Regions from separate parts of the Mus musculus genome. Here region 2 is linked to region 1. Evidence: chromatin loops called from intact Hi-C (ENCODE). Cell type or tissue: heart. All regions are shown on one strand. Each heading gives the region's core, and the rest is flanking DNA. Links, peaks and the distances in the headings are about the cores only.

Evidence for each region. Peaks named below come from ENCODE experiments on the same cell type or tissue, not always from the same donor. Only the 100,000 strongest peaks of a DNase experiment are listed, where the experiment ranks them.
Region 2: a loop joins it to region 1, with 4 times the contacts of the local background. A loop is called at or near these places in 12 of 42 quality-filtered maps.

Annotation. Positions count from the first base shown.
Region 1 is chr1:12,690,511-12,707,032 of GRCm38, forward strand. Sulf1 (sulfatase 1) reads left to right here and starts at 1,920. Exons shown (of 22, transcript NM_001198565.1): 1 at 1,920-2,174. In heart, for the core only: CTCF peaks have their summits at 8,750 (motif pointing left) and 11,310 (motif pointing right); a DNase peak (open chromatin) is centred at 7,601; H3K27me3 peaks cover 1,539 bases.
Region 2 is chr1:11,651,060-11,667,581 of GRCm38, forward strand. The region is part of intron 7 of A830018L16Rik (RIKEN cDNA A830018L16 gene); the gene reads left to right. Among named protein-coding and RNA genes, the nearest start is that of A830018L16Rik, 250 kb to the left of the region's middle. In heart, for the core only: a CTCF peak has its summit at 6,835 (motif pointing right); no DNase peak of the experiment used is centred there; H3K27ac peaks cover 415 bases.

The sequences.
Region 1 (16,522 bases), core at 4,827-12,826:
GTTTCAAACAATAATGTAAGTCAGAGACGACCCCCAGGGAAATGTCCCATGAAGGGAAGTTACAGGCACAGGGTGGATGAAACATATTGATTTAACACCTTTACAGTTTCTTAAGTTTTACTTTTGTAACTCAACTTACAGTTTAAGAGATTGCAAACTGGCTTAATAATGTCTCCGGGGTCTTTTCCATCTACACAGTTGAGGCAATGCAGAGTTCCAGACTGAGGTCTGGTGGATTAACTATTACCCACTCCTCCAAAAACAAGACAGAATAAAATTGCTCGACAGTAATTGGCACTATTAAATTTTTATGGTCCCCAGGGAAGCCTTAGGCCTGTCCTGCCAATTGCATTGTTGACAATGTCTGTGTTGCTTGTTTCTGGATGTGGGTGCTCAGGAGTCAGGGGTAGCTTAGTGAACTTGTGATACATAGTAAAGCAGACACCTCATAATCACTCTGGGAAGATAATAAGCAAACGAAGTCAAAGCTCCCACCTCCCCATCCTACTCTCCTTGCCTCCTCCTGATGACCCCGTGGGAGAGAGATCACTTCACAGAAACCCTCTCCTGTCCTCTGTGCTTTGGAAACTTGCACCAGAAGCAACTGTAAGCATCCTTATATAACATCACAGAACCTTGCGAGACAACAACAACAAGAAAGCCAATCAGCCAATGCTGCTTGTAACTGAAAAAATTATTTTCATGACATTGATATGCCAAACACAGCTACCTATCGGTAATCTGGATCTTTTAGGCTTTAGGGAAGTTTAACCCCCTCCCCCACCCTCCCCCACCCTCCCCCACCCTCCCCCACCCTCCCCCACCCCATAAATGATTGGTTTTCTCACCACAAACCTCAAAAGGTGTAATAGTTAAATGTTAGCTTCCAACAGGCACAGTTAGGCAGTAGATGGTATTTAAAATTCCTCTTTACTCTTTAAGATTATCCAAATTCCTTGGATGTCTCATGGAATTTTTGAAAGAATAAGATTTTTTTTAAGTAATGAATTTATTTCTCAATATCTTCTTATATGTAAAAAAAATCTAACACTTTTCTGAATCAGGTTATTAATGTAAATACTTTTATAAATACAATTCAGAAAACTGCATTTTGAAAAAAGTACACAAGAAGGATGTATTTAAACAACCCCAAACTGAAAATATTTCAAAGCAAAATTATTAATGAGACGCTTGAGTTACGCGGATGTAATAAGCACAATTAACTAGAAACCAATAAAAACAATTACTGGCAGAGTGTAGCCTTCTAGTACCAGGAGCTGTAATACCGAGATGGCTGTGGGTGTAGAAAGTGATTAAAAGCCACCTTTATCTAGGAAAGCATGAGTTGCTTTGGAGAAGTAGAGTGAAATGGTTTTCATTGACCGTCTCTCTGGTTTAGCCTGAGAGACACGTGAAGAGCCCAGTGAGAAAAAGAAGTTTCGGCTCAAAGCTGCGACACCACCCCCCAAGCCCTTTCAGGAATGTTTGAGGCGGCCGCCCCCAATCAAAGGGAGGCAGGAGTTTAGATTTCAAAATGTAGATGTCACATTTCAGTGCAAACTACTCCCACATTTAACACTTTATCAGCATGACAAGAAGAATCTTTTATCTCCCGTGGGGTGATGGGGGGAGCGGCTTGCTGAGGACATTGCCCTCAATAGATTAGCTGTAAAAGATTTTTAGTGTTCCTGGGCATCCCACCGAGAACCCCCTCCACCCACCCAGGAGCACAGAGACTTGTGAAAAGTAACGCACAACTGGCCACCAGAATAATTCATTCGCTCTACCTTCCCCGCCGCACCTCCCACTCCTCCTTTTGTAGCAGTTCTTTCTCTCCGAAAATCTCAGGTTACTTGGCTGGGGAGTTCTCCGACCTCCCCGTCCCTGCCCAGCCCTCCGCCTCCAATCCGTAAGAGACTCTCAGCCCCAGCAATTGGATTGGGCAGCCTGTCTTGACACAGCACTGTGCTGAGTGCTTGAGGACGTGTTTCAACAGATGGTTGGGGTTAGTGTGTGTCATCACATTCGAGTGGGGATTAAGAGAAGGAAGGCTGCCCTGCTGGAGCTGTGTGGTCTTCTCCAAGTGAGAGTTGCAGGCAAATCCAAGTACTTGGCTTTGGGAAAGAGGAGGAGGAATTCATTTGCAGCAGCCACAAGAAACGCAGTATTTTCAGGTAAAGTAAAAGACACCAAATCAATTCTCTCTCTCCTCTCCCTCTCCTCCTCTCCTCTCCTCTCCTCTCCTCTCCTCTCCTCTCCTCTCCTCTCCTCTCCTCTCCTCTCCTCTCCTCTCCTCTCCTCTCCTCTCCTTCTCTCTCTCTCTCTCTCTCTCTCTCTCTCTCTCTCTCTCTCTCTCTCTCTCTCTCTCGCCGTAGTTTGGAATGGAATGTAATGCTAGCCCAGCACACTTGTCAAAGCCGGTCCTCGCCGTTCCATCAATGCTGCTATTGTACGACTGACAGATAACAGTGCACATAGCTCTGGCTCGGCTGTCTTTGTAGCGCTAATGCTTCTCCTGCGTTGCTTTTGAAGGTGTAACGAAGATACTGTCTTCGGGAGCCCGGGTGCCTTGAGGTTCCCGTTATAGGCGCAGAAGAGTAGGTGTAGACTGCTCATCAAGGATGGGCAAGGCCAAGAAAGCGTTGATTTTAGCTCTCACCATTAAAGAGTTCACTTTAAACTGTTGCGTTCTTCTCAATAAGAAAAGATTCTTCTAAGCCGGCAGAGTCGGAAACGCTTTGTTAACCGAATTTGTGGAAGGTAGATTGCGTCGATTTGGGATGGAGCAAGAGTGGCTTTTAATCATTTCTGAAGACTAAGTCCGGGAACTCCTCAGGAGAAAAGGGCTGGCTCCCGTCGGTGCAGTCTTTGGGTCGGCTCTGAAACAAAAATACTTAGAGCTGGAAGCCAAGCAAAGAGGGGGGGTAGGGGGAAATGGCTCTCTAACGTAGCCCGGTTGCAGCTGCGGGGGAGCAGATGGATGTAATTCACTTGCAGATCTGTGTGTGAGTTTTACAAGTCAGGAAAAACTAAAGCAGCATAGCTAGGATGGATCATTAAAGTCGCTGCATTTATAGGCTTTAAACAGTGTTAATTAAATGTAAATAGATGTTCAGCCCCGGCTATAAACAAATAAACACAAAGATTTTAATTACAAGTTAGTCATTGGAAATTAATGGTCATGGGGTGCCGAGCAACAGTAAGTGAGTTGTCATCTGATGTGTGGCTAACTGCTCTGCCAAAATCACCCACCAGGATTTAATTGAATGGAATATAACAAGGGACATTACATGCAACATCTTATGTCGAAAAAAAAAAAAAGCCTTTCAAATCAGTGCCTTATTTTCTGAGGGATTAAGAAGGTATTTTTATTTTTCAAGTGTTTGAGCAAAATGGGTGAGTCTGGGTTACTTCTTGCACTGCATTCAGAGACTGACTCTTTCTGAGAAACCATATACCTGCACTGTGGAAGAACCTGGCCCTACAAGAATTGCAAATTGGATAGGGAAATCCAACTTGGTCCTTACTCTTTGCAGGTGAGAGATTTTTGTATACAACACTACATCTGGGATGTTTGCAAGTAGGAGCTATGTAATAGGTAGAGCAACAGGATGAATGCCTGGGACTCTGGTTTGACTCAAGGTCTCTAACATTCGGTTTCAGGGTTCAGTCTTACATTTTTGTGATCATACAGCTGACTTTCAAAGCTCGTTTTTTTTTAAAAAGTTAAAACAAAACCAGTATCCCAGTATGGTGCAGAGGTGTTTGTTTTTCAGAATGTCCTGGCCAAGGTTCGAACATCTTCAGGGAGAAGCATTCTCCCACCAGTGACTGAGCATTATCTGAGTCCCAATATTACATAACCAAAATGAAATAGGACTTAGTTCACAAGCTGACACCGTTTGTAATTCCATTCATTCCATATTAGTTTTACTGTGGAACTGAAGTTTCAAAAGTGAATAGGGAAAGGGAGACTAATATCTCCCACCATATCAGGATGGGAGCTCCTTACTGCATGGAGCAAGTTCAGAGCTTACCGACCAGGCCATTTGGTACCATTGTAGCATCATTTTGGGACAACATAAAGCCCTGCTGTTGGGCTGGCTTTCACCCAAGGAGATGTCCCACAGTGGTATTCTAACAAAGGCAAGGACAAAGTTCTGCCTATGAATGGAAGCCCCACATGGGCCCCAGGAGCCTATGCCTGGAGACTGATCACCAAGTTGGCTGCTCAGAAGGTAGATAATGTGGGAGATTCCCCTTCTCCCATCCCAAAGATTCACCTGTCCAAGGCAGCAGAGCACAAACAAGATACTGAGTGTTGGCACATAGTAAATTCACACCTTGAAGACACAAACTTATGTTTCTGTCTCCCTAACAAAGCAATGTAAAATAACTCAATGAACAGAAAACGCTAACTTAAAAGACAGAGACCACAGGCCAATCTCCATTTCTTGGCAAAATCTGGATCTACCTGGTCCAACTGGAAAACATTGAGAGACTTATTTGTGGTGACTTCTACATCCCTCAGTGTGACATTTGGTCTCTTCCTGACAAGACTAGGCTGCCAACACATGAGTCCCATCAGTGTTCTAACAGCTGTAGGAGAGTTTGAACACGTAGGGGTCTCTCTCAGGGAAAGAACCTGAGTGGGGTGAGGTTCTGTGTGTCCTGTAGCTGTGTCCTAGGTTTGAATCAAGGTGACATTTCTGAGATGTGAATGGAAAGCTTGATTAATGACAGTTACAAAATTCACTTTTATGATGAGGGTTAGGGAAATACATTTATTAGGGTACTGATAGATTGAATGGGGACCTCCATCAAGACACTAAAGTGAGTGCCTGTATCCTGTTTCCATCTGGGGAACTTAATGGGCCATCAGACAGATTGTTGTAACCATTTCAATTGTCATGGTTCAGCCAAGTGGCAAGTGTGACACTTTTCTTTTCCTAACTCCCTGCGCATAGAGTAAGGTTTCGGATTTGAAACTTCTGTTCTTTCAGTCTCAAAGGGGAATTTCCAATACTGAGTTGTGTATAATATTGGATGTCCCCAGCCTTTGCCATGTGAATCAGGCCACCTAATGGTTCCAGTCAGGACATCTGGTTCTCCCCCCCCCCCCCCCCCGCCCCCCCACGCAAAACTGCATAGCCAGAATGAATTTAAGGAGATTTCAGCTTTATATGCTGATCTAAATATTTGTATTTTTGTCATTATTGACATTGGAACAAAGAGGCTTTGTGTAAAGTTAAATATGAGTCCATATGATTAAATCACCTTTATGTAAGATCTGTGGAAAAAAAAGTCAATAGAAGGTATTTTGCAGGGGAAAAAAATGCCTGAAAATGTTTCCTGTTTAAAAATATTTTCAATTCAATCTCAATATGCTGGGGAGGAAGGGGGAGCATGTGAGTTCCTCTCAGCCTCTTCCCTCCACCCCAGCATTTCACTCTTCTCCTCTTCCCTACAGCCAATCTGTCATCAAATCCTAAGAGCCCTTCCTTTAATATATCTTCCACATCTGGCCTGCAGCTACTGCCCCAGTGCAATGATTCTCTTACATGTGGGCTGTTGGAACAGTCTCCTAACTGGTCCTCTTTGTCTCCATTTCCCTCTGTTTGTGAATGTGCTGGCAACTGAGGCCTCAGGCACAGAAAGCCAGGTATTCCTCCACCGAACTACACCTTTACATACTGGTCCACTGATAGTTAGCCTCAGTTTTCCAGCCATACTCCCACCCCATCCCACAATAGTGAAAACTGTGTCTTGACCCCAACTACAGTGACCAGGTCAGTGTCCACACATAAGTCTCTGTCCTAATTATTTGCATCCCTGTTGAGTGGGAAGTGAGCTCATATCATGTATGATGTTCATCTGGAGGCCTTGGAATGAAACCCAGGGCCTCTGTGTGCTGAGCAAGTGTTCTCCACCGAGCTACACTCTAAGGCCACATGGTTCTTTCTGGTTCTACATTCATAAACCTGTGTATGAAAAGAATCATTTCACTCACCCCCCTCTACTTACTCATCTTTCAGAGTTTTAGCTTGATCTCTACATTCTCCCAAAGGCCCCCCATCCACTCACACTAATGGGAGCCTTCCTTCTCTCAGTGCTGGTCCTTAGCTAGTGAGTTATACATGGCTCTTCAGGTAAGGTGTAATGTTTTACATTCATCTCCACATAGTGTGTTCTCCAGCTCACAGAGACACTCAGACATTGAAGGAGCTTTCTAGTAACCTCATTCAGAGCTGTGAGTCAACTCTTAGTGCTTTCTCCTCATCTGTCCATTACAAAGGAGGAACAAGCATGAAACTCAATTGATTTTATTTTAAGAGCCCTTAGGGGAAGCAACACTTGTAATCAAAATGTGAAATTATTGTCCCAAGTCGAGATCGTTAGGTAAAAAATTTCCATTTACTTCAACATCCCTTGATGACTCTGATAGGAGTTACACCTATGACTTGCCCCTCTGTCACTTAAAATACCAACTATGGCTGTAGATCTGGATAGTCCAAGCCCATTTTCTAATCCAGAGATGATATTACTTGTCTATACAACCTTGAACAGGGGAACAAACAATGGTTAGTTACATGTCTGTAAGATGGATAAAGGGTTACTTAGAATGTTGTGAATAAAGCATTCCACATCTATTAATATATCACAGCATATCCACTATTGGATGACTAGGAACCATGACCCACAATGTAAGAATGAGTTGTCTCCGTCACTCCATAATTCCTTCTATCTCGGCCTGTGCTCTACTCAGCATTTCCAAAGGCAGGGGAAATAGAGATGGGAGGGGTGGAAGAAGAAAGGTAGTTTGGACCATGCATTGATGGATCTGTGAGGTCCACCCTCTGTGATGGTTCTGTGAGCTGGTGATGCTGCTTGGAAGAGCAAGTCCTGGGTTCAGCACTAAGGATAATAAAGGGCACGGGCAGCCAAAGCAGACCATTCTACAAGAGCCCTTCTCTTCCTTCTGACACATAATCTAGAAAGAAACCAAGAGGGTTTAAGAAATGGTTCAGGTGTTAAGAGCACTGGCTATTCTGTCAGAGGATCCAGGTTCAATTTCCTATATCTATACAGTGGCTCCAGTTTTAGGGAGTCTGGTGCTATAGTCTAGCTTCCATAGGCATTCAGGCAAGCAATTTAAAAACATACAGGCAGACAAAACACATAGACACACACACACACACCAGACTAAATAAACAAAGGATTTAGGTCAGGCTTCCAGAAGTAATTGGTTAAGAAAAACAACGTGTAGGCAAGACAGAGAAGGAATCACCACCTCTAAAATTTAACACAAAGCTGCATGCAGTCAGCCTGAGTCCCTCGTTTGTTCCCGGACTCTGTATTTACCAGGGAACATGGAATCTTCCATTGCCACTTTTTTTTTTTTCGGGAAGTACAACAGAGCAAGAAATTCTCTCACATAAGCTTTGTATTCCACGTAACAAAATGTGCTTGTGGGCGGACACTGGTCATTTGACACATTTTCAGGAGCCTGGAAAGGTCAAAGGGCCTTCTTTCCACTCTAATCTCCTGGGCTGCCACTGCAGTAGGCCAGGAACTGGGAAGAAACTACAAACATCACCCCCAACACATCCTACCTCTCCTCCCACTCCACTTAAAACTCGATGCCCCGCCTCTGCGAACTCCCTTCCCCTGCAGACTTGTCTCCAGAACTTTGAAAAAGAACTGACTCCTAATTGCCTGGCTCGGTTTTCAGCTGTACCAGCCAAGCTATTCAACTTTGCCCTCAAAATATGTGGCTCCTGTATTCCCAATTAATAATGTACTAACGTCTTATTAATTTATAAAAGGCTCTATTTTCAAAGTTCAAACCTCGCCTGATTTGGTTTTCCCTGAGATTTTATTGTGTAGCCTAGGCTGCCCTGAAACTCAGGCTCTTCTTGTCTCGGCCTCTCAAGCTCTGGGATTATGGAGATCTGGGGTCACACTGTCAACATCCACTGTAATATCTTTTCTTGGTTCTACTTTTTGTTTGTTTTTAACAACATGAGTGCCAACATGAGAAACACTTTCTGTGTTTCTAAGGTACAGAGTGACACACCTCTGACTAGCTGCAGTGGCCAAGGCTGGGTCAGACACTTTGTTTCTGCATAAGGAGTCTTCATTGTCAAAGGTAGAGTCTCCCAAAATTGATCTGGAGATTCGTATTAAACAAATCGCATCACCAGGTTAAGACTTAGAACCAGGAGGAATCTGGGAACTGCCAAGAGCCAGGTGGCTCTTGTTTAAATAAAGAAGGCTGTCCTGAGGCGGCTCAGTGGGTAAAAGCATTTGCCACACAAGCCTGGCAACCCTAGTTCAATTTTCAGAACCCATGTGAAAATAGAAGGCGAAAACCAATTCCCAAAGATTGTTCTGTGGCAGCACACTCATGCACACTCAAGCACACACACAATAATAATTAATACATTTAAAAGAAAGATTTTCCTTGGGAGAGCTGAGATTATTACAAGTTCAAAAGGCTAGCCTATGCTACATAATGAGCTTTCTAAGGTTACAATGAACTCAGAAGCTTTAAGGAATTTTCTAAAGAGAACTGTGTATTATAAGATGGAGAATCAACACTGAAGCACCCAATTATATATAATTTGAGGGCTCAGAGATAACTCAGGGAGTAAGAGCCCTTCCTGCTCTTACAGAGGGCCTGAGTCCCAACACCCAGACAGCAGTTGCAGCTCTCTGTAACTTCAGTTCCAGGGAGGTAATGCCTTCTTCTGGCCACGCTGGGCATTGCATGCACACATTAACTCTTACACTACACACAGAAATAAAAATAATATTTTTAAAGTATATATTTTGACATGAGAGAAATCAGCCCTGATATTTTTCTTCCCCTATGTGTGTAGTTTTGCTTTTGTTTGATTTCTCCTGTTTTAAGCTTTAACCAATTCTTAGGTTGCCACAGGTCTAGTCTTCACCTGATATACAGATTGTAATTGTGAGATCCTGCTTCTGTTGTTGCAATGAGCTGAACTCGTGGTTTTGGCTTATTTTTGTTTGTTACTCTTCTTCTATATAGCGTTTCCGCTTCAGAAACTACAGAAAAGTCCAGAAGTGGAATGTTTCAAGAACTTGGGAAAATCTTTTATTTCTTTAATGAAGGCTCTAATACCATCCAGTCTATCTCGTTTTTCTGGGCAGTTATAACATCCCTTAAAAAGCAAAGTGGAGCCTGAATGAGGGCTTTCAGGTCTTCACTCTGCTCCTATGACAGAACGTTCTAACTCAGGTAATATGGCTGGCTGTGTTAATTCCAAGTGCTGTCCTAGGCTGCGAGCTTCAGGAGAATCGCATGAGCTAGGGAAAGGATTATTTGGATGCAGAGTGTGTCCTTATTGATGATACTTTACAAGTGTGAGCCTGTGACTATTATTTTCAAAATGTGTACCACAAATATAGCTTAGCTCCCATCCACCTTTCCACAGCATAACATGCTCCCTAAAGAGACTTCCTGCCTGTACAGTGCCTCCTCCTTAACCTTCACCTGCCCACAAGTAATCGTCTAGTAAGCAGAAAGAAAGAGCTTCCTGGAGGACAGATGGGCTGGGCAGCATCCAGGAGTTTGGGAAAGTTCAGCTTTCATCTTACAGAATGCACATCCCAGAAGGAGAAGCCCCCACAAATCCTGTTCTGCACCCCCCCACCCCCCAGAGCTTCATGCTGGTCAAAGCAAGGAAGGTTTTTGGAACGTGACAGATAGTAAAGTTGTAGGATATGTACTAGTTTTTATTTGGCATACCCCAGACTTCCCATGAATTATTAAGTCTTTTCTATCTCTGTGTTTAGGGAAATAGGAGTGCACTCATCATGAAACAGAGCAGACTCCACTTTCTAGCTGTGGCTTCCATGTTCTAACAAAGAGTCACATTCGGACTAACTCAATAATGGGTAAAATCTGCGAACACAGGCTGACAAGATGGCTCAGCAATTGTGCACTCATGTATGGCCCCCTGCACCCAACACACACACACACACACACACACACACACACACACACGCACGCGCGCGCGCGTATTCTTCTCTTGCAAAGGACCCACGTTCAGTTCCCAGCACCTACATGGCCATTTACAAGTGTTTACAGCACCAGGTTCCAGAGAAGCAGATGCCCTTATCTAGCTTACTTGGGCACCGCAGGTATGTGGCCTGCTTACATCGTGCAGACAAAACATTCATAAATATGAAAATAAATATTTAAACTATGTGAATGTAAATGCATACCAATAGAGTCCAAACTGACAAAAATCTAACTCTGATCATTGATAGATATGAAAGAGGAACCCAACCTATGTTTGCAGAGCTAAGACATTTCCCCTTAGACTAAAAAGAATCTTTTCTAAGATTAGAAACAAGAGGGGCAAGGAGAAGAAGGGGGAGAGGGGGAGAGGAGGGAAAAGAGATTATTGATTGGCCAATAAAATTCTGGTATTTCTAAGTTTGGGAAAATAATGACTTTTCAAGTCAGAACACCAAACTACTTCTACAAAACACTTACAGTTCTCTTCTTTCAGTTAAGATAATGCTGGTGGAAAGGAATGTAAATTTAAAGCAAGTCCAGAGGCAAAAGAGATAAAATATTTAAGTTGCTTCTACTCATAAACCTTCAGATTTTACCATGGAAGAGCTTGATTGATAGCCTCTTACAGAATGTATAAATGACAAGTTTTACAAATGATATACACACCCACAGACTCCTTTCTTCCCTACAAAACAAGTAGTTCTTTAAAAAAATGTTAATTGGTGCATGGTAATTGGACAAATTTGTGGAGTCAAGTGTGACATTTGACCCATATTTATAATCTGCAATGATCCAATCAAGGTAATTAACATACAGCATAGTTCTGAATTTTAAGATTTGGGAACACGTTCCCAAAGGAAGTTGCTGTGCACCCAAGCCTGGCCCTGAATTCTTTAGTCTCCCATTCTAGCGCCTCAGAAGTCTTGTTTTTTCTTTTTATTCATTTTCTGTCAGTCCTGTAATTGCCTTTTTAAGACAGAGGAAGCATTCCTCAGGCGCACAGCAACCTAATGCAGTAGGTGGATTCCAAGCTTAGCTACTGTTTTCTTTAAAGAAGACAACTGCGTTGATCATTTCATCGTCTTGCGCTGTATCCTCGGGACACTATGCCCAAAGGACACAGAGCTTGAACTAGTCTGATTTGCGATTGAAATCTATTTCTTTAAAAACTTATTTTATTTTAATTATGTGTGCACCTGTATGTGTGCAGGCTTATGCGAGCACACATGTGTTTGCTGGTGCTCATGGAGGACAGAAGAGGGCACCAGACTCCCTGCAGCTGGAGTTACAGGTGATTGTCAGCCATTAATGGTGCTCTGAACTGAAGGGTAGTTTTTTGTAAGAACAGTATGTGCTCTTAATTGCCAAGCCATTTCTCCAACCCTTGAAATGCACTTTCTAGTTCAGGAAAATGTATGGAACATAGAGACTTGACAGCATTTTGGTTCCTCAAAAGAGACTTGGGTTTCAGTCAAGTTTTTAATGAAGACTTTGGCCTGGATTTTATTATGCAACTGAGTGCTCTGAACCAACTACTTTGGATCCTTTGGGAGAACCGCCAGCTAGAGTAGCAGAACCTGTAACCCACTTCTCACTCAGAGTTGCCTGGCATGAGGGCATGATTGACATGAGCCAGTTTATATTTGAAAGCCATTAATGGCTGGCAACTGAACTGATGAGACTCCAGCACAAGGGTAGAAGACCTAATACCCGAGCGATCGCTGAAGTCAGATCAATAAGGATCACGTGCAATAGAGCACTCAGCTGGGCTGCATAGCCTCAGGCTTTCTCCAGCCCCCACCTAGCTCAATGGGACAATGTCTTGAGGGAAGGCTCTTTAGTGAAGTCAAGGAACACAAGCTACTATTCAGGAACTTACATTGAAACGGGATCTTATGTAATGCAGGGCAGCCTCAATCTCACTGTACTGAGAGGATGGTCCTGAACTTTAGATCCTCCTGCCTCCGTCCCAGAAGGGCCAGGATAACAGGTGTGCACAGCCTCATTCAATTCTCTCAATGACTCAATTTCAAATTTCAACTCTGAGATGTGTTTCTGCAGGCTAAGCGCTAGGCCTGTCTATTAGAGTCACAAAGGATTCTTGAATTGGAGAAGTTCAGAGTTCTTAATAAAAGAAAAGAAGTAATGAAGTAGAATGAAAAATAATACCTATGTGGTCAAAACACATGTTGTCATGGACTCACTTCCTTGACACGAAAAAATAAACATGAAAAATTTCATGTAGGGCCGAAGAGATAGCTCAGCTGTAAGTGTTTGCTTTGCCAAGTATAAAGTTCAGCCCCCAGAATCAACATATAATAATAACAATAACAATAATAATCTTTAAAAGGTCAGGTGGCTGCATGTGCCTGTAAACCAGAGAGGCAGAAACAGCTCTGTCCTTGGGGTTCACTGACTGGACCAACTCACTCAGCTTACTTGGTGAGCTTCAGGCCAATAAGAGACCCTGTCTCAAAAACCAAGGTGGATGGTACCTGAGGAATGACACCCAAGATTGTAATCTGGCCCCCACAGGCATTTGTGCCCGTGCACACACATACACACACACACACACACACACACACACACACACACACACACACAGGTGAGTACAAGAAAACATGTTTAATAACTGTCCCTGTGATTAGACATTTTGCTCCAAGAATATGGATTAATATTCCGGTACCAGTCTGGTCTGGTCTACAACTGAATTAGAAGCAGAATCTTAGGTCTGTAGGAATAGCCAAATCTAGGCTGCCTCTTTGGGCCATGTGAATTATACTTCACAGTGAACAAATAATAAACTAACAGGCACATTTTGTTGTTTCCTTGATAACTTGTCAAGACTCGAATGGAAATGGAAACAATATGCTGGATAATGGCAATAGTTACTGCAAAGAAACAGAAGCAGGCAGAGCCATGGGAAACAGCACAAACACTGGGAACCCAGGTCCCAGCACCGGGCTGCGTGCAGCCAATAGCGAGATTAGAAGCAAACTGATAGACTTTAAAGAACTTGTTGTTTCTTTGCCTCTATGTTTCCACTCTCCATCTAGATCAGTTACTCTTCTCTTTCATTGGCAAGCTCTTCTCTTTCCTTAAGCCTGAAGGAATAAACTGTTGAGTGGACACAGTGGCCCATGTCTGTAATCACTTGGGAGGCAGAAGCTGGAAAGTTCAAGGCTGCGGTCTACATAGTAAGTTCCAGGCCAGATAGGACCTATATGGTGAGACTGTCTCAAATCAAACAAAATGAAGATAGCCTTGCAACTAACAGTGGACAGATACAGGGACCTGAACAGTCTGCAGTCCTTTATGTTTCTGAATTGAGTTTCACCCTCTCTAGTCTCCACTAACCCTGCACACCTCTTTTGGATGGGTCTTTCTTCCATGCCATCTACTTGAGAACAGCTCATTAGCAGTTTTTACAGCTTCCACTTACAGACATCCACACCCTTTCCACATCACACCCTCCCTCTCTGTACTTTTATGCTCCTGACTAAACTGATCTCAGGCGTCCTGAGCTTACACCCTACCTCTGTTATAAGCCACTTGCTCACACTGCATTCTGGGCTGAGCCTGACTCCCATGTTTCCAGACCGAAGCTCACCCATCTTGGTTTGAAAAGAAAGATTCCTGCTCCCCAACTCCAATGCCCACCCCCACTCCTCAATGGAACTTTCCCAAGCCCTTCTAGCCATCGATAATCTCCTTTTCTGTGTGTTCTCTTTCTACTTAAAATTTTGTCATCATTTTAGCACTTCGTTATGCACAAATTTGCGTAATTGCCACTCCTCATAGATTTTGCTTCCTTTTCCTTGGGTTATTAGACTCAAAATGGCAAAAGTTGAGGTTTAAGCCTGTGCTGTTAAGCATGGCTTGGATAGCGTACATCCTTCCATGCTGCAGACCCTCATTACAGTCACAGAGTGGTCAAAGATAACCGGGCTAGAAATTGTCCTTTGGTCATTAAGAATTTCAGGACACTAATCAGCACAAATCCACTGCAACCCCGGGCCCTTCTGACAATGTAGAAGACCCTCTCACAGACACTGATTGTCTGGCTTGAACATCTTTCCATCTTCTGCCCACATCACTCTCCAGAGCAGCATTAAAGCCAGCTGGATTCCAGCCAGAAACAGAAACAGAGAGACAATAGGCCAACCCTGATCCCAATCTTTCTTGATTAGATGTGAAATTGTATAGCTGGGTGTCTTTCACATGCCAGCCACTCAGGACTGTATGTTGTCGATCAATTTCTCTTGAGAGTTGAACTGAGGAGATTGTGACAGTTATGGTTTTGAGGGCCTGTAAAATTAAAGCCAGACCAGATTGTTTGGCACGGTGCTAAAGGAGAGAGCCATCTACCTGCTGCTCAGCATGAGTGGAAATACCTATTAACTCCATGGAGAAAATCAATCTCTCTCTCTCTCTCTCTCTCTCTCTCTCTCTCTCTCTCTCTCTCTCTCTCTCACACACACACACACACACCCCAAAAATGTGGTTTGATTATAAGAGCTACTTGTCTAGGCAAGGAAACCTTTGTAGAACAATTAGCAAGCACATGAGAAAATATGACTGATACATTCTGTAAAGACAGTGAATCCTGTATGCTAACTTATCTCAAACAACACTGCAATCGAGAATGTTAGAAGAACAAATATCTGGGAGAACATCTAAGGAGATTTTATATCTGAAGAGAGGTGAGGTAAACTTGTGGAGAGAACTGCCATAAATCAGAGACTCTTTCCTTCCAGTTTGTTTGTTTGTTTGTTTGTTTGTTTGTTTTGTTTCCCAGGACAGGTTTTCTCAGTGTAGCCCTGGTTATTCTGGAACTCACTTCGTAGACCAGGCTGGCCTCAAACTCAGAGATCCACCTGCCTCTGCCTCCCGAGGCAGAGGATTAAGGGTGTGCACTATTCCTTCCTTTTTGTAATGAGATCAAACCAAGGGCCTTGCTTATTAAGCAAGCATTCTGTCACAGTTGCATCCCTAGTTCCCAGAGAGTTTCTACCAGAGAGAATTCCACAATGCATGTATTATGTTGGGGTTGGGGTTGGGGTTGGGGTTAGAGTTGGGGTTGGGGTTAGGGTTAGTATTAATGTCCAAATTAAAGCTGGAGAGGTCCCTCAGTGGTTAAGGGTACTGGCTGTTCTTGCAGAGGACTGAGCCCCAGCTCACAACTAACTGGGACTCCAGTCCCAGGGTGATCAGACACCCTCTTCTGGCTCACATGGGCACTGTGGTACACACACTTATTCACATATAGAACAAAATAAATAGAATGTTTAAAAAGTCCAAATATCCCAATTACCACTGGTACTGTCCTGAGTTTATGTTCAGCTTCATATTAAGACCCAAAGGCATAAGATTTGTTTCTTCCACAACCATGGACTCTCTTGCTAAGCTCCCAAGTAACAAACTGAACACCACAAAGAATTATAGGGAAAAATACCCCTTTTGGGTATATTTATGTTGAAAAATCTATTGCAAAACAAATAACTTTGCTTTTCTATTCATCTGTGTTGTGGTGTGTATGTGTGTGTGTGTGTGTGTGTGTGTGTGTGGTGTATGTGTGTATGTGTATATGTGTGTGTGTGTGTGTGTGTATGTGTGTGTGGTGTATGTGTGTGTGTGTGTGGTGTATGTGTGTGTGTGTGTGTGTGTGTGTGTGTGTGTGTGTGGTGTGTGTGTGTGTGTGTGTGTGTGTGGTGTGTGTGTGTGTGTGTGTGTGTGTGTGTGTGTGTGTGTGTGTGTGGTGTGTGTGTGTGTGTGTGTGTGTGTGTGTGTGTGTGTGTGTGGTTATAGTGGTTCCTTTGGAGCCAGTCTGGCTACAAAGCCTATGCTGGACTCAAGCTTGCTAGAGCCTGCCTGCCTCCCGGCCGCTTACCAAGTGCTCAGACAACAGGAGTGCGCCGCCCCACACTCTGTATAATGGCATGTTAAAAATACCCACTAAATGCTATTCATCAGTCCTTCTAAATGTCTTCATTGAGCTAAGCCATGGGAAACTAGCAGTATTTGATGAAGCAAAGAGAGCTGCCACTGCTGAGCACCAAAAAGGCAGAGCTGAGGGAGTACAGCACTCCCTGATCTCCTGGAGAAGGAGCATTCAGTGTGAGAACCCAGAACTTTTGGTGGGAGTCATGGAGATTCATTACAAAGACCCTCAGTAAGAAAGTGAGTGAGCTCTAGCCTTACCCATAGAACTCATGACTCCTGACTCGGACTTCTTTGCTCTTCTATTTAATTTTTTTTTTCAAAATATGACATGCTTTGTCATTAGTGGACAATCTTACTGAATGTGAGCAGCTGAACTGTCACTCAGCAATACAATGTCATTTGGAAGACTTCCTCAAGTAATAGAGCTTTTCTAAAAGAAATGGAAGAGCTAAACTCTGTACTACATTTAAATTCAGGAGTATAGATACAATTATGAACCCACATAAGTTATATTTAAAACTATCTGTA
Region 2 (16,522 bases), core at 3,463-11,462, 1.0 Mb before region 1:
TGGCTAATTATTGATCCAAAGAATAGTAAGAAATACATAGAACCAAGCAGATCTAATCTTCAGCTAAGAGCCAGGCTCCCATCTGTACCTGACTAGGACTGGCATCATTGTTCTAAAGTAGCTTCAGGTATATGGAAATTTATGGACATATATAGATGATGTTTTGTAGCTGCTTGATGCTAGTGCTCACTGCTACAGAATCCTCTAATATAGTGTCCTGGTTAAAATGTGACAATCTAACAAATAGGGTGTATCTCTAGTTTAGTTTTGGACAAATAGGATGGATGGTGTATAATTCTATTACATTACATCACTGAACATGCTTCTCTGTAGACAGTGATGCTATGAATCATGGCTCTGAGGACAACAGGGCTGTAGAACACCTATCTTCACATTATTTGGTACTACTTTGCCCTCATCTCCATGGTCACTTTTTAAACATTCTTGGCTCATATAGAATCTCTATGGTAGAGATTCCTTCTCATTTACTACTCATTTCAGTGATCCTTTAAAATATACTCTAAATGTTTTACAATGATTCTATGTAAACTTAAGTTTAGCTATTTGGATATTTCTGTTATAACATGGAAAGTTCACCTCGGGAAACAATCCTCTGTGATGTTCTTTAAGGGGAACAGAGCCTGTAATCAACCAAGGATTTTAAACTCTTAATATCATATTACTGTCTAGCAGGTTTTCAATAAACATTAGGTGATTAAAAGTTCTGAGATGGTCTGCAGTTACTAAATCAAATTAAATGTCATTATCCTCAGGCTTATTTGACTACTGAGTTATATTTTAGTTAATGCCATTGGCATGTAGTAAGCTGATATTCTCCTTAATGTACATTGTGAGTTGTTAATCATGGCTTATAATAATTTTAAAATGTTAATCCAATTTTCCCACATAATCAGCTATTCCCACATTTGCACAATCAAGTCAAGAATATATCTATCTTTATCCAACGTAATAGGAAAAGTAGTGAAAAGTGGTGCCATGGTAAACTAATAGAAATGTTACTTTAGCTCCTTATCTTCCCCCATTATGTAATATTCTCTATCAGTCTTCCATCAGAGATTACTCACTTGCCTGACATACCATGCATGCCACTTTACTTCATTTGGAGTACAAAATAGAATAAGAATATAATACAGCTTTTCAAACCAGGACATTTCCTCTGTTTATTTCTCACTATGGCATGCAGTAAAGACCCTCCCTGTTGCAACTTATTATGCTTTAAGCTTATGAGAGCAGATTATGTTTCTTCAAGACTATTATAGGTTGAAACTCCACTATCTCTTAAATGCTTGTGCATTGAGGCTTCCCCCCCAGCTGATGGTGTTATCGGTTGGTAGTAGAACATTTAAGAACAAAGCCTAGCCAAAGGAGTTGAAAGTTATTAGAACATAGCTTGCATGGAGATGTTGGTACGCTGGTCCCGCCTCTCTTTATCCAGCTGCTCCAAGTTTATCGCTACCATGTGCTCCCTGATGTGAGATATTGTCTTTCTCCAGCCCCGCAAAGGTAATAAAGCTAACCAAGTATGGCCTGAAACCTTTGAAACTGTGCATCAAAACAAAACTTATTTGGTGTGTGTGTGTGTGTGTGTGTGTGTGTGTGTGTGTGCATTGCAGAGAGGGTGAAGACTGTGATCAGTGAGGCAGAATCAGCACACACATTACAGTTTTGTCTTACATGTAAGAACTGAATGAATGCATTTGTCCCTCATTTCACATAACCTCAGAACACATACATGAGAGCTACTATTCTACCTACTGGGAGATCTGATTTGCAATTCTACTCCATTTTGAGTACATGTTTTAATTTCTTTCTCTAGTACTAAGGATCAAATCCAGGCCTCATGAATACTAGGCAAATATTTTCCCTCTGAGCTGCACCCTACCTCCAGATTTCACTGTTTTACTTGTCAAAACCTAGCAGCAGTGGTAATTTATTCAAAAGGAGAACACATTCCAAATGAGCCAACCCTGGAAGATTTTTCTGTGCTTGTTAGAGTTTCAATCAAGCAAATAGAGGGCAGAGTCTTTCTTGCATATAGAAATTTTAATATTTATTAGCTTGGCAGCTGGAAGCTATTTTAAATAAAATAATAAGTTTATATAAAACCTAAACTCAACATGGTCTGTGTTATGTCTTATGCCTATAATGTCTACAAATTAAGAAAATACACCACTGTAAGCTGGAAATATCACTAGAAGAGAGGCAGCAACAGTTTCATGAGTTTATAATCTTTCACGTATGAATACTCCTTATAGACAGATAACATGATACATTCTTGTTCTTGGTAATCATATTAAAATGCCAGCAAAGTGGCGTATCCACCTAAGTCAGCATTAAATAAACATCTACAGCTAAAAGTGATGCATAACAGTTGGTCTCCAGCCACTCTTCCTGTCAGGCAGATGTTCCTCTGTCTATACTGCGAATTCTCACTATAATAACTCAAGCTGTCCTTTCCCCGTGCACGTCCGTTATGCTTCTGCCTGCTGGTAGTTCCTGCCCCATTCATATTGCCAGGTCTATTGCTGCACATTGGACAAGAGAGATGGAGTCTCACTTATGAGACCATTAAAGTGGGAAACAGATACTTTAGTCAAAATAGAGGCATGTGATTGATTTCAAGAGCTGCTATGGAAAGGCACCACAAGTCTGTGTTGAGACTGAAGCCATTACCCTGTTAGGGACAGCACCCAATGGTGGTCTTCTACCTGAGTCCCATGTGACCAATATAAACACGACTTTCCACTGGCCCTGACCTTTAGGGGTCTACATGCTTTGAAGAGCTGTACTCTGTCACTTTGTGGGGACTTAATTCTGTTTTACACATTCTTAGTTCTGAAGTCAGTTATTAAACTCTTTCTGCTTTAGTTTTTGCATTTGAAATTCTTGAAGGACAGTGAACGCTTCCTTTGGGGGTGGTGGACCAGACAGACACAATGCTAATAGGTATTTTTCTTTTCTACATTTTAATAAATAAATTGTGTTGTTTATGCATTTATCATCTCTTAAATTTTCTAATTACTTTTATTTTTCTGCTATTATTTAAGATATTATGCCATTTATTAGTGCCTATTAAGTAATATTTTTATATTGATATACCAGCAAATACATACAGTTTTTATTTCATCCACTTTCTCCACAAGAAATAATTATTATTTCAATAATATTATAACTGTGTGGACAAATTATAAAAGAAATAATAACTTTTGCCAAGGATTTAAGGATACTATGTAATAAAGGCTAAAATCCAACATATATATATAATTATATATAATGTATAATATATAACTGATGCTATATATTTATGTATCTTTTATTATATATTTATTTTATATAATAATTTATAATTATTTAAAATAATAATTTATTTTAATAAAAACTAAAAAATAAAAATAGTTTATAATTATAATAAATACATTTTAATATATATTTAACATTCAAGGGTTTGTTCTTGATAAATATAATACAAATTTAGAGATGGAAATTGTTGAAACTAAGATTCTTTAAAATGTTAATTTAATGGCTGATTATATTGTTCAGTTGATAAAGGTACCTGCCACCAACCCTGATGGCCTGAGTTTGACTCCTGAGTCCCAAAAGTGACCCGTTCAGCAGGTCCAGTTATTCGAGGGTCTCGAGGGGACCTTCTCCTAAGAACCAAATGGGGGGAGGGAGAGACGAAAACCAAGTGCGAGAAATGACACGTAAACAGTCTGAGTAGCATCAAGGTCTCACTGTATTCAGCAAGGCTCAAGGCTTAAATGCACAAGCAAAAGGGGAAGAACTCAGCAGGAGGAATGGGGAAGCAGAAATGCACAAGCAAAGGAGGAAGTACTTCTCAGCAGGACGGATGGGGCAGTGGAAATTTTTCTTTTGGCAACTACACGGGGAAGCAGGAACTTGGTGGTATCAGGGTACATCTTGTGGTCAGGACATCTGGCGCTGACTTAGGGCTGGAACATTCTGTGATTGTTCTCGGAACGGTGTGTCGGTGTTCCACTTTTGACCCCCTTTTCTTCTCGGGAGGAGAGGCCCAATTCGGAGATCAAGACAATAGAGTTGTCTTAATAGCTCCCAACGCAAAAGGTCAAAGGAGACAACTAAATCCTGTTGGTTTTCATCTTCCCTGCACAAAGGCAGAGTGGCACGTGTGTCCACACATACAATACATAAAATGTTCAGCCGCCTATTTGACGTGACAGGTAACATGCAGAACTTCCTCACTTGCAGAGGAAGGAGGCCTTCTTACTTTGTCTTTATAAGTCACCATGATTTTCATAAAGCTCTGAGAAACTCTATAATGGCTGGAGGTGCTGCTCAAATGTTGCATTGAATGCATTGATGTGTGAATCACTAAGTAAACTAATGATTAAAGAGATAACTGCATATCTGCTACTCTACTAAATGCACAGCTCCGTTGATAACTGGTGCTGACAAAAGCCCTGTGGTCAAAGTGCATTCTTCTAACTGATTTGTCATTCAAGTAAAAATTGCTGTAAAAATATTTATCAGGTGAGAAACATTTAAATATATATATTTAAATTCTTATACATACATACACACACACACACACACACACACACACACATATATATGAATAGTTTTTGTATTAGGATTCAGAAATTAAGAAAGCATATGTATGTTGGGCATTTTTGCAACCTTATTATACATGAGTATGCAGATAAATCAATTCATTTCTTAAGGCATTTCTATTTTTAAAAATACAGTTATTTGCCAGGAATGGTGGCATAGGCTGCCTGTAATCCCATCTTGCAGGAGACACAGGCAGGAAAACCCTGTGTTTCAGGCTATTCTGAACAACCCGATAAAACCTTATGTCAGGAAAGTGTAATTAATTTCTAAAGTAACATATCTTTTTTTACTGTTTAAGTAGTCCTATGAAATATTTATAAATGCCTGCACTACTTTATATAAAAATTTAAATACTCTCTGTACTAAATGGTGCTTACTCTCAGTCTCCTCAGATCTGCCAATATCAGCAGCCTCAGGCATATACTCAATATCAGCAGCCTCAGGCATATACTCAATATCAGCAGCCTCAGGCATATACTCAATATCAGCAGCCTAAGGCATATACTCAATATCAGCAACCTCAGGCATATACTCAATATCAGCAGCCTCAGGCATATACTCTGAGGTCACACACACACTTTTTACATCACCATTTTCTTTCTCATTTAAAAAAAATTTTTTTTTCATTAGATATTTTCTTCATTTACATTTCAAATGTCATACCCTTCTTAGTTTCCTCTTCAAAAGTCACCTATAATCTCCCCCCCCCCCCGCCCTGCTCCCCAACTCATCCACTCTTGCTTCCTGGCCCTGGCATTCCCCTGTACTGGGGCATAAAATCTTTGCAAGACCAAGGGCCTCTCCTCCCATTGATGACTGACTAGGCCATCCTCTGCTACATATGCAGTTAGAAACACGAGCTCTGGGGGGGGGGGGGGTCCTGGTTAGTTCATATTGTTGTTCCTCCTATGGGGCTTCAGACCCCTTCAGCTCCCTGGGTACTTTCTCTGGCTCCTTCACTGGGGAACTTGTGCTCCATCCAATGGATGACTGTGAGCATCCACTTCTGTATTTGCCAGGAACTGGCAGAGCCTCACAGGAAACAGCTATATCAGGCTCCTGTCAGCAGGCTCTTGTTGGCATCTGCCTAGTGTCTGAGTTTGGTGATTATTTATGGGATAGATCCCCAAGTGGGGCAGTCTCTGGATGGTCATTCCTTCAGGCTCTGCTCAGAACTTTGTCTCTGTAACTCTTTCCATGGGTGTTTTGTTCCCCATTCTAAGAAGAAACAAAGTATCCATTCTTTAGTCTTCCTTCTTGAGTTTCATGAGTTTTGCAAATTCTATCTTGGGTGTTCTAAGTTATTGGGCTAATATCCACTTATCAGTAAGTGCATATCACGTGAGTTCTTTTGTGATTGGGTTACCTCACTCAGGATAATATCCTCCAGATCCATCCATTTGCCTAAAAATTTCATAAATTCATTATTTTTAATAGCTAATTAGTATTCCATTGTGTAAATGTACCACATTTTCTATATCCATTCCTCTATTGAGGAACATCTGGGTTCTTTACAGTTTCTGGCTATTATAAATAAGCCTGCTATGAACATAGTGGACCATGTGTCCTTATTACAAGTTGGAACATCTGAGTAAATGCCCAGGAAAGGTATTGCTGGATCTTCTGGTAGTACTAGGTACAATTTTCGGAGGAACTGCCAAACTGTTAAATCACCATTTTCAGTTTACCAAATTACAGCTGATTTGTATAGTACACAAAATTAAAACTGAAAATCTACTTTCAAGAGGCAACTTGAAGCTGGGCATTAGTGGTTTGTGTCTGTCATTATAAAAAAGTGGTGCAACTAGGTTGTAACTTCTAGGACAGCCTGGGCTATGTGTGAGTTCAAGTCTAGCCTGGGTTCCATAGTTAGTACTAGATCAACTTGAATTGCACAGACATAATCCAATTTAAAAAGTCATAATAATAAAGCCAGGAATAATTATTAGTAATTAGGTTAATTTACATAGGCTAATACCGTAATGAACAAAGCAGAGTTCTGTAAGAGTATGACAAAGTATTAAATTTCTCTATGAATTTATGTATTACTTTGTACATTTTGAGTCATTTTATTATCCACTCACACATGAAAATACCCAAAATGTCTTTAAAATGTATGTTATGTATTGACTTAAAAATAGCCTTGCACTGTTAAAAGTGACATGAAAGAGATAACAGAAAGCTATTGACTGATACTACTTTGTGCTATACATTCATTAGACCACCAGGGGGTGCTAGTGCATTTGCTTTGCAGTTTTCAAGCACTTAGGAAGCCCCACACAAGAAAACACTGACACAGGCTGTTAAAATGGAAACCTGTGTTATAAGTCAAAAGTGCCGCACAGTAGGCCTTTATGCAAAATGAATAATTAAAAAAACATTTCTGAAAACACATTTTTATTTACCTTTGTATAAAGTTTAAAGAACATATTAGCATATAAATACTGAAGAAAATATGAGGTGAATATGCTTCTATATGCTTCTGTGTTTGTTCTGCTTTGTTTCCCATCATGGTCACAGTGAGATTGCATACATAATCAGATGAAAACTAACCTTAGATGTGAAAGGAAAGGAAGCAGTAACGGCAGGGAGCAAGGGGGCAGGAACAAGGCTTGGGCTCATTTGCTAGGTTGTTCTACTTGAGACAAAAAGGTAAAGAATATTTAGCACATAAAAACAGTTTGAATTCTTGTGAATGGTCGAACATTGTTTACAGTGCTGATATAGGCTCTCTACTGGTCTGCCTTCATGACAGACGTAAGGAGCCTAGCACAGGAAGCAGCAAGACTCACATCAGGCTCCTGATTATGCCTGTTTAGCATTAGATCTTCCTCAAGTGATTGGCAGACAGGAAACCTAAACTACTTAGTGTTCTTCAGGCAGATGTTGAGAGTTGAAATCAGAGGGTTGGCATGATGTGATAGTTCTAATAAGGTTTAGAGCAAACCAGTACAGACAGCTTTCCTTGTTAACTGTCTTATAAGTAAGATGTAGGAGAGAGAGAGAGAGAGAGAGAGAGAGAGAGAGAGAGAGAGAGAGAGAGAGAGAGAGAGAGAGAGATTGTCATTGATACAAATGCATCAAGTCTGAAGCATTTAACTTATTAGTAGGCTTTTCTCTTTTATTGATACTTGAATGACACAGTACATGTAAGTTCAGCAAATCGCATGTGTAATTTAAATTGGATTCATTGCTTTTCTAATTATGGGGAAAGACCTTTCTTGGTGCTGCTAAAATTAAAGAAATGGACACAGCTCCTAAATGTACACCTTTGCTTGCTTTCCTGTTGGGGCTGTATCCATGTCAAGTCACAGGGACATGACATGAGCATAACAAAGGCTTCTGTGCGTTACGTTTCAGAAAGCTCAGATGTTTACAGATGATGCCCACCTCAATAGAACACAGGGCTCCCTCCAAAACTGCATAAAAAACAAGTTTCCTCAATATCGAATGATCATTACAGGTTAACATATATAAATGGCTGTTACTTTGGGCTCTGACCATCAACTCCAGGTTCCTCTCTCCACTTTAGTATTGGTGTCATAACGAAGCATGCTGCCCTGCTGCTCTCTGGTAACAGCATAGGGCTTTTCATTGGTACATCTTGAGGAGGCGATGGAGGCTGCAGGAATCAATTAGCAAATGTGGGAGCAGATAATCACAGTTTCATGGGACTTAAATTTTAAAACTGATTTCACTAAAAGTTCCATCCTTGAAACCAGAAATAGAAACAAGAAATGAGACCTGATAGTTCTTTAAATATGTTCCTTCTGGCTTTGTGTCACTCTACTCAATAGACAAACTTTGGCTAGTGGTCTGGCTTCTCTTACCTTCAAGTTTAGTCTAAAGTGTTTATTTGACTCTGATAAGGACAGGTTGGGAAGCCAAATTTCTTCTTTCATTTATTTTAATGAAGCCAAGCATTTTCCATCTCATGTCTGTGGAGTGCTCTGCAGAAGAAGAGCAGCAGCATCCAGCGTACTAACAAGACACACTGGTTCCCTTTCTGCTCACGGTCGACGGCCAGGCAGAGGCAGAAGAAACTTCCAAGGACTGATTCAAGCTTGAGTTCCAGGGGCTGGCAAGTCATGGTGTGGGTGCTTCTGGCTTCCTATCCCACACCTTGGAGTTTCAGCTGTTGCCACCAAGTCAGCACGACAGGTTTGTCTCCTTAATTCCTATGTATTGCCCAGGAAAAGCTCTCAGCCTATCACGTATGGTTCAGACAAAGTCTGTGCATTATATTCTGTTGAAGCCAATGAAGCTTGGGCTGCTTATGTTGTTTACTTTTAGAGAAATCTAAGATTAATTACTGTAAGACTCCGACTCTCACTCTGTGGTACTTACACCGAGATATAGATCGATGTAAAAGCAAGAGGTTTATTTTCCATCATTTTGGGGTCGACCTTCAATTACAACCTTAAGGCAAGTGACTAGAAGGCAACCCCAAATGGCTATTACAAGCAAATTTTATACTTTTTAGGGGTACAAGTGACATCAGCAAGGTTACAGTTCAAACTTATTGGCTAAGCATATTTACCTTTAAATCTATTGACTAGCAAGCGTGGGCAGATCATAACACACATTGGAATTCTATCTGGGACTCATTCTGAAGTTTTTCTGAGAAATTTTTACTCAAGAATGTTCCTGTGGGTGGAAAATGTAACTTGGCCTAGCCTTGACCCTCCAGGGAGCTGTAAAGAGGGTGTGGGACTAGAAAAGCCCTTAGGGTATCTCACTACTTCACAAATGGCTATTTGATAGGGGTTTTCACAGAAGCTACAAGAAGACTACATAACAAGAGATTTCATAGAAGAACAGATGGCAGAGTGGGCTGCTGTCACCAAAGGCCTACATTTTACTTATATTGACAAAGGCTTTCAACCTTCTACATAGTCAAGGCTGGTGATGAACTCCTATTCTAATGTTTCCATCTCCAAAGTGATGGCATTTTGTGAATATACCACCTTGTCTAGCTAAATATAAATATAAATATAAAATATAAATATAAAAAAAAGGAGGAATGTGGGGAAATGAGGAGAAAGAAATGAGGACAGAAGACCAGCAGAGATTTACAGTACAGTGTTCACAACCCCGGATCTCATAAGAATGGCCCCACAGCCTCATAGGTTTGGATGTTTTGTCCCCAGTTGGTGGAGATATTTGAAGGATTAGGAAGAGTGGCTCTCTTGGAGGAGGTGTGGGGGTTGGGAGGGTGGCTTCTGAGCCCAGTGTCTCTTGCTCTCATCACCTCCAGCACAAAGATAGGATACCCACCTGCCTTGTTCCCTCCTGTGATAGCTATGCTCTCGCCTTCTGAAACCTTAAACAAGTCCCCAGAGTAAATACTTTCCTTTACAAGTTGCTTTGGCCATGGTGTCTCTTCTTGGCAGCAAAAAAGTAACTAAGACACTGTTCATAGTTGATCGTTTACATTATCTTAATGTGGAATAGCTGGATTTAGTAAGGATTTATAAATAATTACCTTATTGAAAGTCATGAAAATCTGGGTAATTTTAAACACTAATGGTACAATTATTATAATTTTTATTTATTTTTTATTAGATATTTTCTTTATATACATTTCAAATGCTATCCCGAAAGTTCCCTATACCCTCCCTCCGACCTGCTCCCTTACCTACCCACCCACTCCCGCTTCTTGGCCTTGGCATTCCCCTATACTGGGGCATAAAAAGGTTGCAATACCAAGGGGCCTCTCTTTCCAGTGATGGCTGACTAGGCCATCTTCTGCTACATATGCAGCTAGAGATAGGAGCTCTGGGGGTACTGGTTAGTTCATATTGTTGTTCCACCTATAGGGTTGCAGACCCCTTCAGCTCCTTGGGTGCTTTCTCTAGCTTCTCCATTGTGGGCCCTGTGTTCCAAATTCTAGATGACTGTGAACATCCACTTCTGTATTTGCCAGGCACTGGCATAGCCTCATACAAGACAGCTATAACAGGGTCTCTTCAGCAAAATCTTTCTGGCATATGCAATAGTGTCTGGGTTTGGTGGCTGATTATGGGATGGATCCCCAGACGAGGTAGTCTCTGTATAGTCCATCCTTTCTTCTTAGCTCTGAACTTTGTCTCTATAACTCCTTTCATGGGTATTTTGTTCCCTATTCTAAGAAGGAATGAAGTATCGACCCATTGGTCTTCCTTCTTCTTGAATTTCTTGTGTTTTGGAAATTGTATCTTGGGTGTTCTATGTTTCTGGGCTAATATCCACTTAACAGTAAGTACATAATTAATGACTTCTTTTGTGATTTGGGTTACCTCATTAAGATGATATCCTCCAGATACATCCATTTGTCCAAGAATTTCATAAATCCATTGTTTTTAATAACTGAGTAGTACACCATTGTGTAAATGTACCACATTTTCTGTATCCATTCCTCTGTTGAGGGACATCTGGGTTCTTTCCAGCTTCTGGCTATTATAAATAAGGCTGCTATGAACATGGTGGAGCATGTGTCCTTATTACAAGTTGGAACATCTTCTGAGTATATGCCCAGGAGAGGTATTGCTGGATCTTCTGGTAGTATTATGTCCAATTTTCTGAGGAACCTCCATACTGACTTCCAGAGTGGTTGTACAAGCTTGCAATCCCACCAGCAGTGAAGGAGTGTTCCTCTTTCTCCACCTCCTCGCCAGCATCTGCTGTCACCTGAATTTTAAATCTTAGCCATTCTGACTGGTGTAAGGTGGAATCTCAGGGTTGTTTTGATTTGCATTTCCCTGATGATTAAGAATGTTGAACATTTTTTCAGGTGCTTCTCAGCCATTCGGTATTCCTCAGTTGAGAATTCTTCCTTTAGCTCTGAACCCCATTTTTAATGGGGTTACTTGAATTTCTGGAGTCCAGCTTTTTGAGCTGTTTGTATATATTGGATATCAGTTCCCTATCAGATTTAGGATTGATAAAAATCCTTTCCCAATCTTTTGGTGGCCTTTCTGTGTTATTGACAGTGTCTTTTGCCTTACAGAAGCTTTGCAAGTTTATGAGGTCCCATTTGTCAATTCTTGATCTTACAGCATAAGCCATTGCTGTTCTATACAGGAATTTTTCCCCTGCGCCCATATCTTCGAGGCTTTTCCCTACTTTCTCCTCTATTAATTTCAGTGTCTCTGGTCTTATGTGGAGGTCTTTGATCCACTTAGACTTGAGCTTTGTACAAGGCCATAAGAATGGAACAATTCACGTTCTTCTACATGGTAACCGCCAGTTGTGCCAGCACAATTTATTGAAAATGCTGTCTTTTTTCCACTGGATGGTTTTAACTCCCTTTTCAAAGATCAAGTGAACATAGCTGTGTGGATTCATTTCTGGATCTTCAATTCTATTCCATTGATCTACCTGTCTGTCATTGTACCAGTCCCATGCAGATTTTATCAGCTCTGTAGTACAGCTTAATGTCAGACATGGTGATTCCACCAGAGGTTCTTTTATTGTTGAGAATAGTTTTTACTATCTTAAGTTTTTTATTTTTTGCAGATGAATTTGCAAATTGCCCTTTCTATCTCAGTGAAGAGTTGAGTTGGAATTTTGATGTGGATTGCATTGAATTTGTAGATTGCTTTTGGTGGCATACCCATTTTTACTATATTAATCCTGCCAATCCATGAGCATGGGATATCTTTCCAAATTCTGAGATCTTCTTCAATTTCTTTCTTCAGAGACTTGAAGTTCTTATCACACGGATCTTTTACTTCCTTAGTTAGAGATACACCAAGGTATTTTATATTGTTTGTGACTTTTGTGAAGGGTGTTGTTTCCCTAATATCTTTCTCAGTCCGTTTAGCCTTTGTGTAGAGAAAGGCCCCTGATTTGTTTGAGTTAATTTTATATCCAGCTACTGCACTGAAACTGTTTATCAGGTTTAGGAGTTCTTTGGTGGAACTTTTGGGGTCACTTATATATACTATAATATCATCTGCAAATAGTGATATTTTGACTTCTTCCTTTCAAATTTGTATCCCCTTGATGTCCTTGTGTTGTCTAATTGCTCTGGCTGAACTTGAAGTACTGTATAGAATATGTACGGAGAAAGTGGGCATCCTTGTCTAGTCCCTGATTTTAGTGGGATTGCTTCAAGTTTCTCTCCATTTATTTTGATGTTGGCTACTGGTTTGCTATAGATTGCTTTTATCATGTTTAGGTATGGGCTTTGAATTTCTGATCTTTCCAAAACTTTTATCATGAAGTGGTGTTAGATTTTTTTCAAATGCTTTCTCAGCATCTAAGGAGATGATCACATGGTTTTTGTCTGAGTTTGTTTATATAGCAGATTATGTTGATGGATTTCCATATATTAAACCATCCCTGTATCCCTGGGGTGAAGCTTACTTGGTCAGGATGGATGATAATTTTGATGTGTTCTTGGATTCGGTTTGCGAGGACTTTACTGACTGTTTTTGCATCGATATTCATAAGGGAAATTGGTCTGAAGTTCTCTTTCTTTGTTGGATCTTTGTGTGGTTTAGGTATCAGAGTAATTTGTGGCTTCGTAGAATGAATTGGGTAGGGTACCTTCTGTTTCTATTTTGTGGAATAGTTTGAGAAGAGTTGGAATTAAGTCTTCTTTGAATGTCTGATTGAACTCTGCACTAAACCCATCTGGTCTTGGGCTTTTTTTGGTTGGGAGACTACTGATAACTGATTCTATTTCTTTAGGGGAAATGGGACTGTTTAGATCATTAATCTTATCCTGATTTAACTTTGGTACCTGGTATCTGTCTAGGAAGTTGTTCATTTCATCCAGGTTTACTGGTTTTGTTGAGTATAACTTTTTGTAGTAGGATCTGATGAAGTTTTGGATTTCCTCAGGTTCTGTTGTTATGTCTTCTTTTTCATTTTTAATTTTGATAATTAGGATACTGTCCCTGTGCCCTCTAGTTAATCTGACTAAGGGTTTATCTATCTTGTTGATTTTCTCAAAGAACCAGCTCCTTGTTTGGTTGATTCTTTGAATAGCTCTTTTTGTTTCCACTTGGTTGATTTCAGCCCTGAGTTTGATTATTTCCTGCCATCTACTCCTCTTGGGTGAATTTGCTTCCTTTAGTTCTAGAGCTTCTAGGTGTTCTGTCAGTCTGCTAGTGTATGCTCTCTCTAGTTTCTTTTTGGAGGCACTCAGGGCTATGAGTTTTCCTCTTAGGACTGCTTTCATTGTGTCCCATAAGTTTGGGTATGTTGTGGCTTCATTTTCATTAAACTCTAAAAGTCTTTAATTTCTCTCTTTATTTCATCCTTGACCAAGGAATCATTGAGTAGTGTGTTGTTCAGTTTCCACATGAATGTTGGCTTTCTATTATTTATGTTGTTGTTGAAGATCAGCTTTAGTCCATGGTGATCAGATAGGATGCATGGGATAATTTCAATATTTTTGTATCTGTTGAGTCCTGTTTTGTGACCAATTATATGGTCAATAATAGTGGGAGACTTCAACACCCCACTCTCACCAATGGACAAATCCTGGAAACAGAATCTTGCAGGGAAGGTGCACAGATATCTGGCTTCGGACCTGCCTCCTGGCTGAAGATGAAGGCCAAAACAGGGCCTGTCCCAGAAGCTGTGTAGCTTCTGTAGTCTGTACTCTCACCTGCACAGACTAGTCTCTGAGGGATCCGGAATCCAAGATGGCTCCCCAAGGTTCTCCAAGGCAAAGCCCTCCCGGGCATTGCGGACACTTCTCCTCTGGCAGGGAAGGTGCCCAGATATCTGGAGCCCAAAACGGGGTCTGTCCCAGAAGCTGTGTTGCTTCTGCCTGTCCCAGAAGTTGTGTACCTTCTATAGTCCTCACTCTCACCTGCGCAGACTAATCTCTGAGGGATGCAGGACCCAAGATCACAATTATTACATAATACTTTGATGTCTGATCAGGGTGAGTTCCATGACAAGAATATGGTAGTTTTAACATTGACCTGTCAAAGCAGACATGGGTCAACAAGCATTAAGTGACAAGTAATTTTCATTGTTAGCTTGTATCTTCCAGTATGAATCACTACGTGTCACTGATAAATCACAAGAAGAAACTGTTAGCTACATAATAATTTCTGAAAAAAAAAACAGAAATTATGTCATTTGAATCACATATTCATTTAATATAAGATATAATATTCTGAAGAGATAATTTTTCTTACAAGTAAATGAAGGAGTTTTTTTTTTTTCTGATTGACTTGCCTTCTCCCTAGACTTTAACATTATTAAAATAAAATTAACAACAAAAACAGCTTTTCTACTTTAAATTATCAAAGTATAGAATATGCTCAAAATCTAATTTGGTAAGTTAAGTGTAAAAAAATTACCTAGCTATTCACAGTGCAGAGCGATTTAATACAGAGAATTAAGTGGAGAAAGAGAATATTTTTCCCTCAACCTTCTAAGAGACTGGCTGCATCTGAGAGCAAATCTGACATAGATTAACGTGAGAAAGCACACTAGTCTACTTAATATGCTTCATGTGACTTGGGGGCATTCACAAGGAAAGGAAAACCTGAACAAAATAGTAAGCCTTTATATTTCTTATGTTAGGACTGGTGGAGAACTAACTGGGTCTCTTTAGAGAAGTGTGGTAGAGCAAAAAGCATGTCCTGAAGGGAATAAACCAGAAATGGTTTGTTATATCTGGTCTTTTTCTTGTTGCTGACATTAAAATACCTTGAAAAAAGCAACTTAATGAATAAAGGGTTTGGCTCCCATTTCAGGGGTACCATCCATCATGTAGAGATGTCCTGGAGACAGGAGCCTGGTACTGGTCACAGTGTCTCAGCATTCAGGAAGCAGAGATGGATGGATGCTATTGCTCAGTTATTTTTCATTCTTTTTATTCTGTCTAGATCTTCCCCATGGAATGGTGCTGCCCATGTTAGGGTATATCTTCCTATCTCAGCTCATCCACTCAAGAGTACCCCTCAGAGGCATTACCAGAGGCTCCCTTCCTAGCTGATTCTAGATCCTGTCAAGTTGATAATCAACATAAGCCATCACATTTACCCAGGCCCATTTATCCAGATTGGTCTCTGTGTTCCAACTTTACTCTGGGTAGTCGTCAGTCCTGTGGTTCCTGGAAAGGTTAGAAAATCTTTCCCAGGCTTTATGATTTGCTTCAACAGAGATGAGTGAAAGAAAACTGGCAGTAACCTTGCTGCATTTGCTGTTTACCCAAATGTCATGTTTATGGGTAATAAATTCTAAGCGCCCCAAGCTAGCACAAGGGCTACAAAGGAAGAGAAGTAAAAGCAGAGTTTAAGATTTGCTTAGACTGCTGCACTGCAGACTCCCTGAAAGTGCTAGTCAAGACTAAAACTTTTCACACATCATCAAGTCACAGATAAGATACCTACCTGCTTGCAACAATGGCCATGAACTCACTCTCTGAAAGTAGAAGAAGGCCCCTAAATTAAAGTCTTTATTTAATAAGGTGTCTTGGTAATGGTATCTTTTTACAGCAATAGAAGGCATACTGTGGCCAATTTACTAAATTTATATAGCTGGTCTTCTGTAGTTGCCAACATGGTATCTGATTGTTATAAGCAGCAGTGAAGACATCCATTCAAAAAGTTTACCTTCCTAAGGCCTGTGCTTATTTCCAATGGGCACCGTGTTCATAATTCCCTATCTTCTAACTCATTGCCAGTGTCTGTCCAGAGCAGAATAAATTTCATCCAGCCATCGACAAGTTGTTATTCTCAGTATAGCACTTCTCATTCTTTCAGTTCCCATGATATTTTTAAATGACAAACATAAAAAATGATTAAATAATTGATGCTGAAAAGAAAATAATGCCCCCCCCGTCATTATAAGTCATATAAAGTTTGTTTGTACATAGCCTATGGATATCTTCTGTTCACTTTAAACCATCTCAGATTACTTATACTAATACAATGTAAATGCAATCAATAGTTTC